2 separate regions of the Homo sapiens genome follow, and region 1 is linked to region 2. A link is an interaction called in ENCODE POLR2A ChIA-PET data of the cell type or tissue named here. Cell type or tissue: A673. All regions are shown on one strand. Each heading gives the region's core, and the rest is flanking DNA. Links, peaks and the distances in the headings are about the cores only.

Region 1 (8,226 bases), core at 1,148-6,147, 360 kb before region 2:
AGTCATGATTCTAAATGTCAGCCTCACTGGCCACAGGGAGAATGGCGGGGGGCTGCACTGATCCCATCCCACCACACAATGCAGAAACAGGATGCAGAGCAGGTGCTTGTTGTCAATAGCACCATTCGCTTTTCCCTGTAGCAGAGATCCACATAGCTTATCAATCCTAGAGCTTCTTCCCATTGAACCCAGACTCTGCCTTAGAATCTTTGTAAGCCGTGTACTTCTAAGTGTCACCGATTGGCAAATGTCCCATTCCTACCAGATAGAGCTTAACAAGACTGTACTGTAGCAGCAAACAATGGATGAATTCAGGATGGAAACAACCTAAATGACCATCAACTAAAGAAATTCAAATATTAGTTGATACATGTGAATATAAAATACTACGCAGTGGTTAAAAAAATGTGAGTGCTATTTACACCGATAAGAAAAATGCCTCAAAAACATCTCAGTGGTTAAAAAAATGTGAGTGCTATTTACACCGATAAGAAAAATGCTTCAAAAACATCTCATTGTACACAAAGAATAGCTCACAGAAAGTAATGTTTTTTGTTTTAATAAGTGTGTCAGACTTCTTTTTTTTTTTTTTGAGACCAAATTTTGCTCTTATTGCCTAGGCTGGAGTGCAATGGCACAGTACCGGCTCACTGCAACCTCTGTCTCCCGGGCTCAAGCAATTCTCCTGCCTCAGCTTCCCAAGTAGCTGGGATTATAGGCGCACACCACCATGCCTGGCTAATTTTTTTGTATTTTTAGTAAAGACAAGGTTTTACCATGTTGGCCAGGCTGGTCTCGAACTCCTGACCTCAAGTGATCCGCCTGTCTCAGTCTCTCAAAGTGCTGAGATTACAGGCCTGAGCTACCACACCTGGCCAGTAGTATGTCAGACTTACAACCACCAAAGCCAGAAGATAATAAATATGCGTTGTTTTAGAATACCAAATTTGTGACTTCTTTTTACACCAGGAAAATAACACTAACACACCTCCTTTCACATTTTCAGCAATGTCTAGTATTAAATCAAGCTTGTGCAAAGCTGTGACTAACTTCAGGGGCCATCATCACACCATCTCCATCGTTCTCAGAAGAAAAGATTCTTCACTAAAGTTTTGCACTGGAGAGAGGCTGTGTGGATAGAGGCCATAATGGGAACCAACAGGGTCAGTGTCAGGGATCGGATGTGGGAACGAGGTACGTGGGGAGAGGCGTGGGGCTTTCGTGAGATGGAAGTGGCCTAGTGCTCTTTCTGGGCTATCCTAATCAGCTTAGAAGACAAAAAGCCTCCCTTGCAATAACAGGAGATTCAATCATAAAATGATAGCACTCATCCAATAGCCCAGCAGCCCCAAGCCCCACATCAAGTTGGTAGGCTTGGAAATGATATGCCAATACATTGAATAAAACCAGATTGTATCACGTGGAGCTGACCCCTGTGTAGAGGAGTTTAGTTCTGCCCCTGCCCCCACCCACCAGCAAGAAGGAATCCTGTAGGAAAAAAGGACAAAGAAAATGAGCCATTTACTAACTTACTCGCAAATTCCAAGCCACACTCAAAATGTTTTGTCCTGGTCCCTCCCTCATATGCTCTATCCATGCTTTTCATAAACGGATGAGGGTGACGTGTCTACGTCACACCCGTGTCATACTGGAAGGAGCCAATTACCCGCTTCCTTCTTTTTGGTTGGGGTGACAGCAGCTAAATCCTGGGGTGTCTCCCTGCTCCTTGTTTGGCCTCTGAGGTGTTTGATCCCATGCAGCTACTTTCCTGCATTTAAAAATGAATCGGCCAAGACGGGCAGATCATTTGAGGTCAAGAGTTTGAGATCAGCCTGGCCAACACAGTGAAACCTTGCCTCTACCAAAAATGTATTTTAAAAAAATTAGCCAGGTGTGTGTGACTGTAATCCCAGCTACTCAGGAGGCTGAGGCAGGAGAATAGTTTGAACCTGGGAGGTGGAGGTTGCAATGAGTGACACAGCGAGATTCCGTCTTAAAAAAAAAATGCTCTAAATGCAAAAGTGTTTTTTTTTCTCCTGGTTAGACGTTAGAACTTAATACAATAATCAGCTAGTGTTGTTACTGTTGCCTTGGGTATTGTTTTCCTTAGTTTTCATTTGGTGGGCAAGCATTTTAAGCCATTACTTTATTTAGAACTAGACTAGAATTAATTTTCAGGGATCTCTCCAAGTCTTGCTCCATAATGAAAATGTATGTAGGAGCCACTTAAAGAGACCATTTCGATCTTCCTCTAAAACAGGGAGCAGGAACTACCTTCAAAGACTATTCTTCAGCATGTTTATGGAATTTGGAGACAACCAACACAAATGATGTTTCAAAAATCTTACCAAGCCTGGCTATTCTGAAGTTTAATAAGCAGCCTTAGTCTTTTGGCATCATTCCAGAGGCAATTCTCATAGTGAACCAAGAGGTCAGCAATAGCACAGGCCACCACCCAATCTAGCAACCTCCAGGCACTGTAATGAATCTTTCTGCACTTCAATGCTGTAGCGTGACACCTTTGTAGGACCAATTAACCCAACAGGGAGACTCTGAAAACACACAGTGATGCGTCGTCCTCCCTCCACCCAAGAGACTTGACATCACCACGAGAAAGGGGGAGATGTGGGGGCACGGATGTAAGGTGGCCAATGAGGACTTCATTTGGGCGCAAAACCAGCCAGGAGCTCCCCCAGGGCAGGCTCAGTCCTTACGCCTGCCAGCCCCTGCTCCCAGAGCTCGGCTAGTCACATGCCATTTAAGGAAATTCAGGAGTGAGGGCCAGAAGTGCTCCTGACTGTGCAAAATGCTGGCTACAACAGGTAGACACACAGATGATCACACTGATTGGCATCCTGACCTCACTGCAAATGCCGCTGTGTCCTCCCATCCTGGAACACAGTGCCTGGGCCGCTCCATCTCCTGAGGATTGCAGGAACTTCCCCTTTCCTCCTCTGTGCTCCTCCTCCTCCATGCAACTCAATTCTTAGGAATCACAAACCAATAAGCCCCCAGAACACTAAGAACTCTGAATGAGAGCCCACCTCTGTGAATTAGATCATGGGATAGCATTGCAAAAACATATCATGACTATCACAGGAGGGTTGAGTGTTTGTGACAGAGGTCTCTTCCACAAGGAGTTTCTCCTGGGTCAAGTCCCCAGATACTCAACGCTAACTGAATAATAGCTCCCTCTAACTCTGTCCCCCATATACTGGACATTCTCCTGGCAATTTTACCTGTGTAAACAGAGGACAAAACTGCATTTGTGGCCAAGGGACCAATATACAACACCTGCTAAAGTCCAAACGATGTGCTGGACCACAAGGAGAGCCCCTACTCTGGTTGAGGGTACAAAATGATATGAGTTAGAAATTAATAGGAAAGCTTGGGAAGGGGATGGACTACAGAGAATTCCAGGTGCCCTGTGCATTCCAGGCCCCAGGGTGGAGGGAAAGGGAAGTGTGTCTTCTCTCTCCTCAGCTCAGGAAAAAAGAATTTCAGGAGGACTACCTGGAAACCCCAATATGTGTTCCCTGCAGTGGGAGACACACTGAACCAGGGCCTGACTCACTCTGGGGGGATCTGACGGGTGAGGAGTTCAGCTCCTCTGAGAGCTGAGAGATGATAGTTGCTGCTGCACATGGAGAGGCTAGAACATCAAACAATAAGTCAGTGGAGCCTGGCTGATGTCACGTGAAAAAATTCCCAGAAAGGTGACCTCAAACAGAGACGATATTGGAAGTAGACTTTGGGGTGCCCAGCAGCTAAACAGGGAAGACGATGTGGTCACACAGTTTTGGGGCCACATGAGTGGAAGATCATCAGTCATGGAAGGGGAATTGAGGTTTGCCAAGGAACCCATGAAAGCATCCCTTAAAAAATAATAAAAAAAAAAATGCCAGGCTCGGTGGCTCACGCCTGTAATCCCAGCACTTTGGGAGGCTGAGGCAGGCAGATCACTGAGGTCAGGAGTTTGAGACCAGCCTGGCCAACATAGTGAAACCCCATCTCTTCTAAAAATACAAAAATCAGCTGGACGTAGTGGCAGGTGCCTGTAATTCCAGCCACTCAGGAAGCTGAGACAGGAGAATCGCTTGAACCTGGGAGGCGGAGGTTTCAGTGAGCTGAGATCGCACCACTGCAATCTAGCCTGGGCAACAAAGAGTGAAACTCTGTCTAAATAAATAAATAAATAAATAAAATAAAATAAAATAAAATAAAATAAAATAAAATAAAATAAAAATAAAAAAGACAGTACCCCACCCAGTGCCTCCCAGGCCAGGGAGCACACAGATGCCAGCTGACACCTGTGTTTGTGACCTCATCTTTCCTGTCCCTCCCAACATCTCTTCCCCTTCCTCTGTGTCTGCTCTGCAAACTCAGAACCCTCAGTCTCCAAGCCAGGAGAGAAAACTTTGAGGCCAATGATGAGGGGCAAAAAGAAAGACTTACCGTGCCTACTTCTACCAAAAGAGTTTCAGCTGGGAGAAGAGAAGAATGCTGTCCTTTGATTGTAGCTCAGAATTGGGATTAGTGAATCATTTTTAAATTGAGGCTGTGTTTTGTCATAAAAAGTCATGGATCTGCCTATTTTCATCCACAGGCAAGAAAATATTATCCCAATTGAGCAAATTAAAGGGAAAATAGAAATCTAAGTAAATCTCACTTTTGTGACTCCACCCTTGGGGCCCCCTCTGAAACCTCTAAGGAAAGGTCCTCCCTTGCCTTGTCCAGCTGCTGGGGCTCCAGGTGTTTCCCGGCTCCTAGAATCGTCACTCCCATCTCTGCCTCCATTGTCACTTGGACTTCTTTTTTCTGTGTGTCTTTTTTTTTTTTTTTTTGACAGAGTTTCGCTCTTGTTGCCCAGGCTGTAGTGCAATGGTGCAGTCTTGGCTCACCACAACCTCCGCCTCCCGGGTTCAAGAGATTCTCCTACCTCAGCCTCCCAAGTAGCTGGGATTACAGGCATGTGCTATCACGCCCAGCTAATTTTGTATTTTTAGTAGAGACATCGTTTCTCCATTTTGGTCAGGCTGGTCTAGAACTCCTGACCTCAGGTGATCCGCCCGCCTCAGCCTCCCAAAGTGCTGGGATTACAAGCATGAGCCACCACACCTGGCCTTTTCTGTATGTCTCTATATGTTCTCTCCTCTTCTTATTAGGGTGCCAGTCATTGAATTTAGGAATCACCCTAAAGCCAGGATAATTTCATCTCAAGACCCTGAACTAATTACATTAGCAAAGAAGCTATTTCCAAAGAAAGTCATATTTGTATTTCCAGATTGATTTGAATTGGGGGAAGTTACCATTAACATCCTATGAATGAGTAACACATACTCTTAATGATCCCATTAGGGTAATTTAGGTTTGTACCCCATTCTTTCGTTTCAGCTTTGGAAGACAAACCAAGACAGAGGAAATCTGAACATTTTCTAGGTGTGACGAAAGGAATTTAAGCGCGAGACATCCCATGGGTTTATCATTCCTGTGACTGACCAGCACCTACATTTTAGATGCTGGGGCCTGATCCATCACTCTGTTCTCAGATGTAGCTCCTAAGCCTGGTCGTGAATGAAGCTTCAGCCAAGCTCAAGGGAAGAAATCTGGTCATTTTCAGGCCCATGAAGCAGAAACACACGTGGTTATATGGACTCTGGGGCCCTTTCGCCCTCTGCTGGTGGGTGCCCAATGAAGCTATTTAACTGTATTTGCATTTGCAGCATTTCCAGTCCTCAAGAGGTCAGGAGATTCTCAGAGACAAGCTGATTGCCCAGAAGCAGTTTGCTAGGTTTAGGAAGTTGCTGCATCTGCCATATGCCACGATATATTCCGATGAACCCATCTTTACTAACTAGAGAATTCAGTCTTGATGTACAGGCAAATTGAGGACATAGAAAACAAGGGGTCTAGGGGAACCAGTTCAGTAACCCCTACAAAGAAAGAAGGATTTAAATAGAAGAACTTAATAGTTTCCAGGGAGCTCTCACGATGCAATCAGTAAATTGAGCATTACCGAAGTGTATTTTTCCTGTTTAAACAACTTGCATTAGGCACATGGGAAAGGGCAAAGTATAAAAATGTAATGTTCTTTTTAATAGTAAAAAATGAAAAAAAATTGTTGTGAAAATGAAAGAAAAAATATTGTAACATCTGCTTTTTAAAGCAAACACCTCTTACCATTTTAAAAAGGACAGTGCCCGCAGGTCGTCTGCCTGATGAAAATGCTAGAAAACCAGCTCACTCCCCAGGTTCGTCACCTGCCAGGTAACTTCCTGAGCCCAAATGAAGCCACTGCTGCTGTCAAGTCGTAAGTCAACCAGCACCATCTCGTGGAATGAGCCAATTGCTCTGTAGAACAATGTCAGGGGCCCCTAAGACTACCCCTATGTTCAGAGATTCACTGGAAGCATGCATGAGACCCAATATAGAGAGGTTCTCCCAGCTAAGAAATATTACAGAGATGCAGGAAGGACGCACAGTGAGATCGTAAGGAAACAAGATGCAGTCTGTAGGCAACCACGTGAAGGCTTCCTATGCTCCTTCTCCCAAGAGGGTCACATAGAAACGTTGTTTCCTAGAAACAAAAGTGCTGAAATATGCATGTAATGGTTCTGCCCAGGGAAGCCCCTTAGAGACTCAGAATGAGCTCACTGGTTGCATCGGATTCTGGTCACATTATCTGCCTCGAATGTACCAAAATTCCAGACTCCCAGAAGGAAAGCAGGTTTTCAGCATAAACAACACTGTGCAGACATTTAGGCACAGAAAACCCCTCATATCAGTTAGGGAACCCTCTTAAAATCCTAGTTTCCAGATGATAGCCAAAGGTTTACCTTGCACACAAGGCTTTCTGAAGGTAGTGGTCTTAGGCCTGTGATGTGAATGTGGTTCTTCAAGACACAAACACGAACATGTTAAAGAGGCAATTTAAAACCCAGCATGAAACAGCATGAAATGCATTTCCACATTGCTGCATTCTAACAAGAATAATTATCAACAAACTGCAGAAGAATGTAACTAAATCCTACTTCATGGGTTTCTCCTTCGGGGTGAGCTATGTAGTTCATAGTTTTGTGGAAAATAGACTCTGCTCTATTAAATGAGGGACTTACACAACATTTCGTGTTGGAGTCACAATGCACAGCTCTCTTCCCTGTTTCTGAACACACATATATACTAACATGCAAGAACCACACATGCCCTTGTGCTACGTTATGGAGTGTTGCCATCCGTTGAGTTTTCGGGTGTATCTTGGAATGTGGTTATGCTCCTTCTAACTAGTACATGGCATGGATTAATGATTTGACCACCTGCATTTTAGAATTTGGGGATAACAGTGATAACCTCATACAATCTTTGGTAACACAATAGAAAACAGAGTAAGAGAAAGGACATTAGAAACTACAAGGAGCTCTGCACAGAAAGTATCATTATTGAATTTGTTTTAATTTCATTAGCCTGAAACGAGCTTGTCTATAATGTGCAAAACCATTAGTCAACTTGTCTCAACCTTTAATCTTTTCCAGATTTGAGAAGGGAGTACAGTGCTTATGGAAGGGGTGAATGGAGAGCATACACAGTGAACACCTATAAGCAACACTTTCCATTATGGGAAAAAGTATATGAAAGTATACATTTCATTATGGGAAACTTCTTATCACAGACACGACTTGTAGACTGATGACTGACTTTGACATTGATGGGTGATGACAATGAAGAGAGACAGGTATCCCCCCCCAAAAAAAAGCCATTCATCAGTAGATTTTGAAAAATCCAGCAAGGGAAGAAGTAGAACATAACTTTTTTTGACACTGGCCTTTGAATCCTGCTAAAGCCACACTGCGGGCTCTTCCTCCTCCTCTCTGACTTTTAAGCTAAACCAACTGTAGGAACTCTGCCAAAGCACAGCGAAGAAGGACAATCCAATTAAGCTGGAATTACTTTTATGTATTTTTAAAGTTATATTCCAGGAGCCAGAGAAAAGAGACCTTATAAATGTTAGCAGCTGGCATGCTTGCTAAAGGTCCATTTCTATATAATTGAGTTCATAAATATTAATTTTATCTGCTCCTGATCTATTTTTGATAAGTCTTTTGAATTCAAAAAAGTGCTGCATGATGCTTACAATCTAGGAACTACTAGTACCCTTTGATGAGTCTAGTATGTTATTTCAGCCATAGATCTATTTCCTTTGGAGTAGGGAAGAGTGTGTGTGTATGTGTG
Region 2 (8,226 bases), core at 1,032-6,031:
AGAGCAGTTCTGCCCCTTTGGAGGAAGCCAAGAAGGACCCAATCCATCATCACAGAGGCACATGGACTGAGGGCGTATAAGGGAGATTGGGCAAGGTTAGAACTTGCAAGTCCTTGTGGTCTATGGTGGGGAACTTGAGGTTGGCTCTGTATTGTGCGATATGTCATTGGAGAGTTCCCAGCATGGAAGCAATATGACTGGTTACTCCAGGCCTCAGTTTCCCCATCTGTAAAATAAAAGACTACGGTGAACTGTATTCATTACTTTCCATCTCTAACATCTGTAATTTCAGGGAGGAGGATGAACTGAATAAGAGCAACATAAAGAGAAAGTAACAGGCTTCATGAATCCAGAACTAAGTTTGCAGAATTGCAAAGAAAGGTGTGTGTGTGTGTGTACACATATACATATGCACATATACATATATACACATATGCACATACATGCATACATACATATTTGTCTCAGTAAGAACCTGCTTATTAAAATGTTTGTGCCTTTCAGAGGGTGAAGGGTTGGCAGAGGGAGGGGATCAGGAAAAATAACTAATGGGTACTAGGCTTAATACCTGGGCAATAAAATAATCTGTACAACAGACACCCATGACACAAGTTTACCTATGGAACAAACCTGCACTTGTACCCTGAACTTAAAAATAAAAAATAAAATGCTTGTGTAATAAATAAGAAACCATTAGCACATGCGCAAATCGCAAATAGCTTGGAATGTTCAGAAAATCTTAAGTTCAGAGAAAGGCACTGAAAGAAAGTAGTTACACTTCTCATATGGCCCTAAATCAGTAAATGTCAATTATTTTAGCCCCAGGACCCCTTTATACTGTTACATATTATTAATAACTCTAAAGGACTTTTATTTATTGAGGGTCCTATCCATCAATATTTATTATATTAGAAATTAAAACAGAAATGCCTTTGATGCCTGTTTTTAAAAATACTAAATACATTACATGGTAATATAAACAGCCTATTTTTATAGAAATAACTTATTCCAAAAAAGTGAGGGAGGAGAATGGAAGTATTTTGCATGTTTACTAATCTCTTCTTTGTACAACTTAATAGGAAACAGCTGTGTGTGTGTTCATTCTGTTGCAGTATCTTGTAGCCTCTGAGAAACTCCACTGCACACTCATGGGAGAAAGAGTAAAAGAGCAAATAGCATCATGGTGTGATTACTAAGAAGGTAGTTTCTGGCAATCATCAGGGATAGAGTATCAGCTTGGCGTCTTTAGTTCCAGAGTTATTGTGCCTTGCAAATTTCTTAACTTTCTATTCTAATTAAATTAACAAAACATGTTCAAAAATTTATCAGGATCACACGTTCAAATGTCTACAGAGGCCAGGGAGGAGGATTGCCCGAGTCCAGGAGCTCAAGATCAGCCTGAGTAACACAGGGAGACCCTGTCTCTACTAAAATCATTAAAATATTATCCAGGTGGGGTGGCATGCACCTGTGGTCGCAGCTACTCAGGAGGCTGAGGGGGATCAGCTTGAGCCTGGGAGGTCGAGGCTACAGTGAGCTGTGATTGCACCACTGCACTCCAGCTTGGGTGACAGCGGGATATCCTTTCTAAAAAAAAAAAAAAAAATCAACACCACAAGTGTCTACAATCACTCAGTAGATAACACACATGAGTGAAAGTACACAGTGCAGCAACATGGACCTCTAAGTAGGGGACACTGGTGAACTTGAACATTCATGCCGCCGAAAGGATGCCTGTTACTCAGCTCCCGTACATGTGCCCATGGGATATGTGAACTCAGTATTGCCTGTATTCCAGTATTTCAAAAGAAGCCGTGCATTTTTGAGTGTCTGTCTGTGTGTGTGGGCTTAGTATCTCTTATTTTTCATAAGTGAGAACAATGGGATAAAAATCATCAAATGATGATTTTTTTGCCTCCTAGGCTAAAGAGCATACATGTATTAATCGTTTGCCTCTTTTGTCTTTTTCTAATTGCAAAAGTAACCCATCTTTGTTGAGCCAAGGAATGGAGTCCCAAAGGCTGCGGGCAACATCTGCTCTCTACAGAGCTCTTCTCTGTGCTGATGCTTCAAAAGCCCACAGTAAGACACTACTGTGTTCTCTTTGTAAAGACCTGGAGTTATTTCTCAAACGTCTTTGTAGACAGCTGATGAAGTACAAAACAAACCCAGGCCTATTTGGAAGTAAGCAGGAATTAGCATATCAGCAGCTGTGGCATCTCTTCAGACACATAGCAACAGGGATGTCTGCTGAAAAAACCAAGGTAGAGAAAAGACCTTTGCAGAATCGTGAGTTCACTTCCAGCAGGCTAGAGCGGAAAAGAGGCCGTTGCTTCTCGTAGAAGTACTTTTGAGGAAGGAGAAATGGTGGTGGTTTTAATTAAAATAGAATCTTTGCTTATGGTTAAAAAACATGACACTGAGGTATTTTAAAAAGTTTTCCCTGCGAGGGAGGAACGTTTCTTCACTTTAATATTTTCTTTTTTTCCCTTGCTGCTCTAAGATAACTGTGCATTTTCACAGTCATATGTAGATTAGGATTAGTAAAAGCATCCTGTATTTTTTAAGGTCATCAGAATATAAGCCCAAACAAGAAGGGAAAATGTGAGAATTATTTTTTTTTTTCAGGGCTTTAATCCCAGCATTGGGAGCCCACTGAGGTGGTGTTTTAGAAACTCAGGGAGGACTGACCTCAGTGCCCATAATTAGAAATGAAATGCCACATTGCTGACTCTGTAGAGAAGCAAAGGATGCAATTATTTACACACCTAGGACAGATGTGTTTTCTCCTCTCAGCAGGCCAGGGAGAAATTCCCTGCAGAAAGATTTTTATCAATCAAAATTGTATGCCAGTCATGGATACAATGAAGATGGTAAGAGCAATATCTTTTTCTCTCTCTCTGAGTCTCGCTTTCTCTCCCTTCCATGTCCTGTTACAATTATTTCCCAACAGATAATCTTGTTACACGTTTCAGATCTCTGAGTCTTGCAGCCTGTTATTAAGGTTTCACAATGCTCAAGCTAACATTAAGTAATGGAGACTCAGAGAGCTGAGCTCCAAGATGGAGGAGCAGAACTGGACACTGCCAACAAGGCTTTGCTCTTACTATCAGCTTCCATGGAGTCAGACATAGGATGTCACTGGAGCCAAGAAAGGTCAAGACAGAGACCTGTAGCAGAGCACTCCAGGGAGCAGCCAAGGCCCTGGGGTGAGTGCGTAGAGGCAGGAGACGAGGAGGAAAATGAGATGAAGGCAAAGGTGCACATTGTGGAACATTTGGAAATCACAGATAAGGAGAAGGAAGAAAATAAAAACTGCCAGCTGTTCTAACAGTCAGAGACAGCCTCTGTTACGATTTGGATTCAAATCTTCTAGTCTTTTACTCTTTGCATTTTGGAGTCAAGAAAATAATTCTGTTGTAAACAATAGTTGATAACATGTTTGTTTTTTAATATCATGCATATCTTTTTCTATTAGTATTTTTCAGCAGTACCTTCTTTTTAGTGGCTGGCTAATATTACATTATATAAATGAGCTATGTTTTATATACACCAGGAACCATGAACTTAAATACTTCAATATCCAGACAGGTGATGGAAATGATTGAAGTAATGATTAAGTGTATATCAATAGAGTGATGGGTACTGGAATAAACAGGAAAATGCTTACACAGTCTAAGGAAAGCAGTTCATATTTTACCGTGGCCAATTTCTGTCATGTTAAGATGCAGTGTTTATGGATGTTCTGGTGTTTTGAGGCAAACCAACATTCCAGGATTTATTTTAAAAGCATATTTATAAATATTGGCAAGTAAATGAACTTTTAAAAAAAATCACTGAGTTGGCCACAGAAAAAATACCTCTAGGCTGTATTGTCCTCCTAGCTTCCAGTTTGCAACCTTGTATGCATTTAACTCAAATTTGACTCATTCATGAATTTTAGACATTTAGTTTGTTCCCAATTTTTATTTTAAGCAATGTAAAAAGAACCAAAATATGTGAATAAAATCTTAGGGTTAATATCGCAAATATAAGACAGCTAGATTAAAGGTTATATATTGTTCAAGTTTTTGAAACATATTGCAAAAGTGCCTTAGGAAAAGTTTCACTAATATACAATCTCCCCATGTTATGGTTTGGCTGTGTCCCCACCCAAATCTCATCTTGAATTGTATCTCCCATAATCCCCATGTGTCATGGGAGGGACCCAGTGCAAGGTAATTGATTAATGAGGGTGGGTTTTTCCCATGCTATTCCTGTAATAGTGAATAAGTCTCATGAGATCTGATGGTTTCATACATGGCAGTTCCCCTACACAGATTCTCTTGCCTGCTGCCATGTAGGACATGCCTTTGCTCCTCCTTTGCCTTGCACCATGATTGTGAATCTTCCCCAGCTATGTGGAACTGTGAGTCAATTAAACCTCTTTCCTTTATAAATTACTCAGTCTCGTGTATGTCTTTATTAGTGACATGAGAAAAGACTAATGCACCCCAGCAGTTTGTACTAATATCCAATGTACTTTTCAAGCTTGGATTATTAATATTCTGTGTGTAAAATTATATATCTAATTTAAAATATTATGAGTATAAATGTACCTGTAATGTGTTTTGTTATTGAAAATGTTGAGGTTTATTTTTCAGTTCTATTTCTTCTTTGGTAAAGAAGAAATACCTACTCACATTTTAAATTTTGTTTTGTTTGTTTCTTTTTTATTTCTAAGAGTTCTTTATATATTTAGGATATTATTGAAGGATTGCCATTCCACACCATATTTGAAAACATCTAAAATCCCATCTTAACACAGATTTAATATTTAACCATATGCACAAACTATTTCTCAAAATGATTTTCTTTTTATTGAAAATGTTCCAAGATTTGAAACACATGACATTTTATTCAAAAATTAAAGCCTGCAATTTGAGAATCAGGCCATCTGTAGATGATCAGAGATGCTCTTACATACAACATTGCTACTTGTGCAAAGTGAATATATCTCATTTCAGTGATAAGAAAAAACAAGGTCAGAGGGATAAAAAGGAAGCATGAGGAAAATAAAAAATCAGATTAAAATCTTACTTTCCCCAGGGAACAACTGAGCCTTCCTCACTTTGAAATTAGTGCGTGGAGCCCGATGACGTCATACACATGTCTGGTTTGGGGTGCCTGTCACTGAAGAGCTGTTGCTAAGTCATCTAAGAGTTTTGGGTAAATTCTTCCATCAGGACTCTGTCTGTGAGAGTTCATGATTCAGCCTCCTCGACTTCCCTGTACTTAATTAACACCTCTGGATCCCCGTGTGATTTCTGAAGGCAAGGTCCAAACACTCCCAGGCTCCCAGGCTCCCAGGCTCGGTGCATCTCATGCCTTGACTACCCAGGCTCTTTCTTATAGGAATTCACTCTCTATCTTTAGAAAAAACCCTTCCCAAACTTTAATTCAGACCCTCTTCCAAAGTGGAACCTGCAACACCAGGTATCATGGCACCACTCACTTTCATTTATTTCCTGTGCATTGGTGTTGATGTATAATATCATTATCACAAGGAGGGGATCTTTTAAGCAAGGCTGATGTAGACGTAACTACTCATCCTGAGATATCTTCACCCACCAGGTTAGACTCAACTAACATACTTGGATCCCGTAATTTTTGTCCTTAGAAGGATGTAGTCTCCCCAGTATTGCTTCTTTATTTTCTTGCCTGTATTTTCATACCATTTCTTACTAAGATGTCTTCCCCTAAACCTACTAATTTAATACAACCTATTTAAAATTATACTAGGATTCTTATATTACCACATACTAATGCCTCTAAAGCCCTTCAAACAAATAAAACATTTACTAATAACCTACCTTCACTAAGTAGATTTCCCTTCTGGTCTATATTATCCAACTTTGTACACCACCATTTCTCCATTTTACACTTAAGCAATATCCAACTAAATTTGATGTAGAAAGAATTGAGATCAACCTGTGAAACACAGAAAGGGCCATGCATGCATCTGAGGTTTCTGTGCCATGCTGTTTCATAGTTTTACTCCTTTGCTCACAGATTTCCTCTTTTTGGAAAATCTCTATATTTTCTGCCTGACATTCTTCATAATCTAACTTGGTTCTCATTGTTTCTGGAAGCTTTATCTGAACTCCAAGCTGAGCTAGGTACCCCCTTTCTAAGTCTGCATAGTACCCTTTATATAAACCTAATGTATGCGTCTGTCAATTTTTAGTTTCTGAATATTTTTTATGTAAACTATAAGCGTGCGGAAAGGTGTTGGGTGTCATGTATCCTTTATCTCCGTGTCCATCAAAGCCCATGGAACATAATAAATCTTGGGACTAAACCAAGGGGATTCATTAGGATCATTTTTGAAAGCTCCTTCAGCTCTGATATTTTATTCTACCTATCGGGTAAATGACCAGAGAAGGAACTATTATTCTTAGTTTAAGTTGTATATAATGTCAGGCTTCTGGCTCAAGCTTTATTCACAGTATAGTCAATAGAATCTTCTTATGATTTATTGAATCTGCTTAGCTCATGTGAACTTAATTCATCACTATAAGCCCAGAGAGCTCCGACCTTCCATCAGATTTGGGAATTGTGCCACCGTGGATGTATTGTTACTATTTTAGAATCTAATAACAAACATTTCTGCCTCCTATACAGTAGCCTCGGGCTGAAACAGAGGAACTCTATTTCTGGATTTTGTTGCCTGGAAAAACAGCCATTTCTATATTACTGGTTTGGGCTTTTGAGAACGAATTGGAAAGACATATTTTGGATTAGTCAGGGGGTTTATCACCAACTACCAATACACACTAAATTCATAGTAGTACCTGTAGCTTGGTTCTGGCAAATTTGTTCTGCCTTGTAACTGCAGATGTGGAGCAAGTGGCTTCTGGGTCTTTGTAGCAAGGGAAAAGAGAGAGAGATAAAAAAGTACATCAGCTTTTAAATACCTCATTCCAGAAGTGATAGGCATCACTTGCTTTCCCAGAGTGAGTCACATGACCCCCAGTTTAGCTGTGGGTGAATCTGAGAAATAAAAATCTCACTGATATATGTATGTTTCTATCTCTGCCACACATTTCCAGATATTGAGACATTATAAAACACATTCTAATTTTTTTTTTTTTTTGAGACAGGATCTTGCCCTATTGCCCAGGCTGAGTGCAATCATGTGATTATGGCTCACTGCAACCATTACCTCTTGGGCTCAAATAATCCTCCCGCCTCAGCCTCCTGAGTAGATGGAATCACAGGCATGCACCACCCTGCCAGGCTATTTTTTAATGTTTTTTTTTTTTTTGTAGAGACAGGGTCTTGCCATGTTGCTCAGGCTGGTCTTGAACTCCTGGGCTCAAGCAATCCTCCTGCCTTGGCCTCCCAAAGTGCTGGGATTACAGGTATGAGCCACCACACTCGGCAATCATATGGATTCTAACATCTCACCTAGAATAAACCTTGTGCCTAGAGAAGAAATCCCTTTCAGTCTTCTAGGTTCTAGAATCTAGAGTTTGAGAACTTGACTTTCCCTTATCTGTACAGTAGCCTCTCACTTCAGACACAGGAGTTTTTGCACTTCAAGTTGTCCTAGTATATTAATTATTTTGGGCACAGTAAAACAAAAAGGATGTTTGTATGAAGAAGCAGATTGAGATAGAGCTTGTGGTGAAGAAATATCCTCTTTCTTTGCTTATTTTAGGTCTTTTGACTGGATCGGTTCCTCTAATAGGCTTTTAATGACTGTTCCACCTGATATCTGGGTGTGAGTCCCTGTGCTCACTCCCTTAATTTCCTGGAAGACAAATCAATTAAGCCCCAGGCCTTACTGACCTTGCCTTGTTGTCTGTCTTATGCTGACAACTAGTATTTTATTAACACGCTTGGAGAGGGCTCACCCCAATTTGTTTCTCCAGATGTTTTGGTCATCCTACATCAGAATAAGACAAATTCTGCCTTCAAGCAGCCCCATAGTTTAATGCCAGATGATGTGAAGCCTTGTTTCAGATATCAAGGACTCCGCCCGGGGGAGGGGGCGACCTCTATTGCTGAGCTTCTCAGATTTATTTAGAATCGTGATCCTTAGTGACTGCAGGAAGCCTCATTTGTTGTTTAATACTCCGGGTTCATGATGAAGGTGCATACATTAACAGGTACCGAGGGTCATTGTGACCCAGGTGGAGGCTTCACAATGTCCTACAATGTCAGGGCAAGGAATTGGCCCAT

What was found. Peaks named below come from ENCODE experiments on the same cell type or tissue, not always from the same donor. Only the 100,000 strongest peaks of a DNase experiment are listed, where the experiment ranks them.
Region 1: POLR2A ChIA-PET joins it to region 2 with 5 read pairs; 1 of 35 experiments calls an interaction of 5 or more read pairs at or near these places.

Annotation. Positions count from the first base shown.
Region 1 is chr12:126,781,966-126,790,191 of GRCh38, reverse strand. No RefSeq gene overlaps it. Among named protein-coding and RNA genes, the nearest start is that of LINC00944, 14 kb to the right of the region's middle. In A673, for the core only: a CTCF peak has its summit at 5,677 (motif pointing left); a DNase peak (open chromatin) is centred at 5,671.
Region 2 is chr12:126,425,875-126,434,100 of GRCh38, reverse strand. All of the region lies in intron 2 of LINC02825 (long intergenic non-protein coding RNA 2825), which reads left to right. It overlaps LINC02350 (long intergenic non-protein coding RNA 2350), which reads right to left and starts at 7,955. Exons shown (of 3, transcript NR_146291.1): 1 at 7,899-7,955; 2 at 6,834-6,901; 3 at 1-226. In A673, for the core only: no CTCF peak of the experiment used is centred there; DNase peaks (open chromatin) are centred at 1,100 and 2,970; H3K27ac peaks cover 983 bases.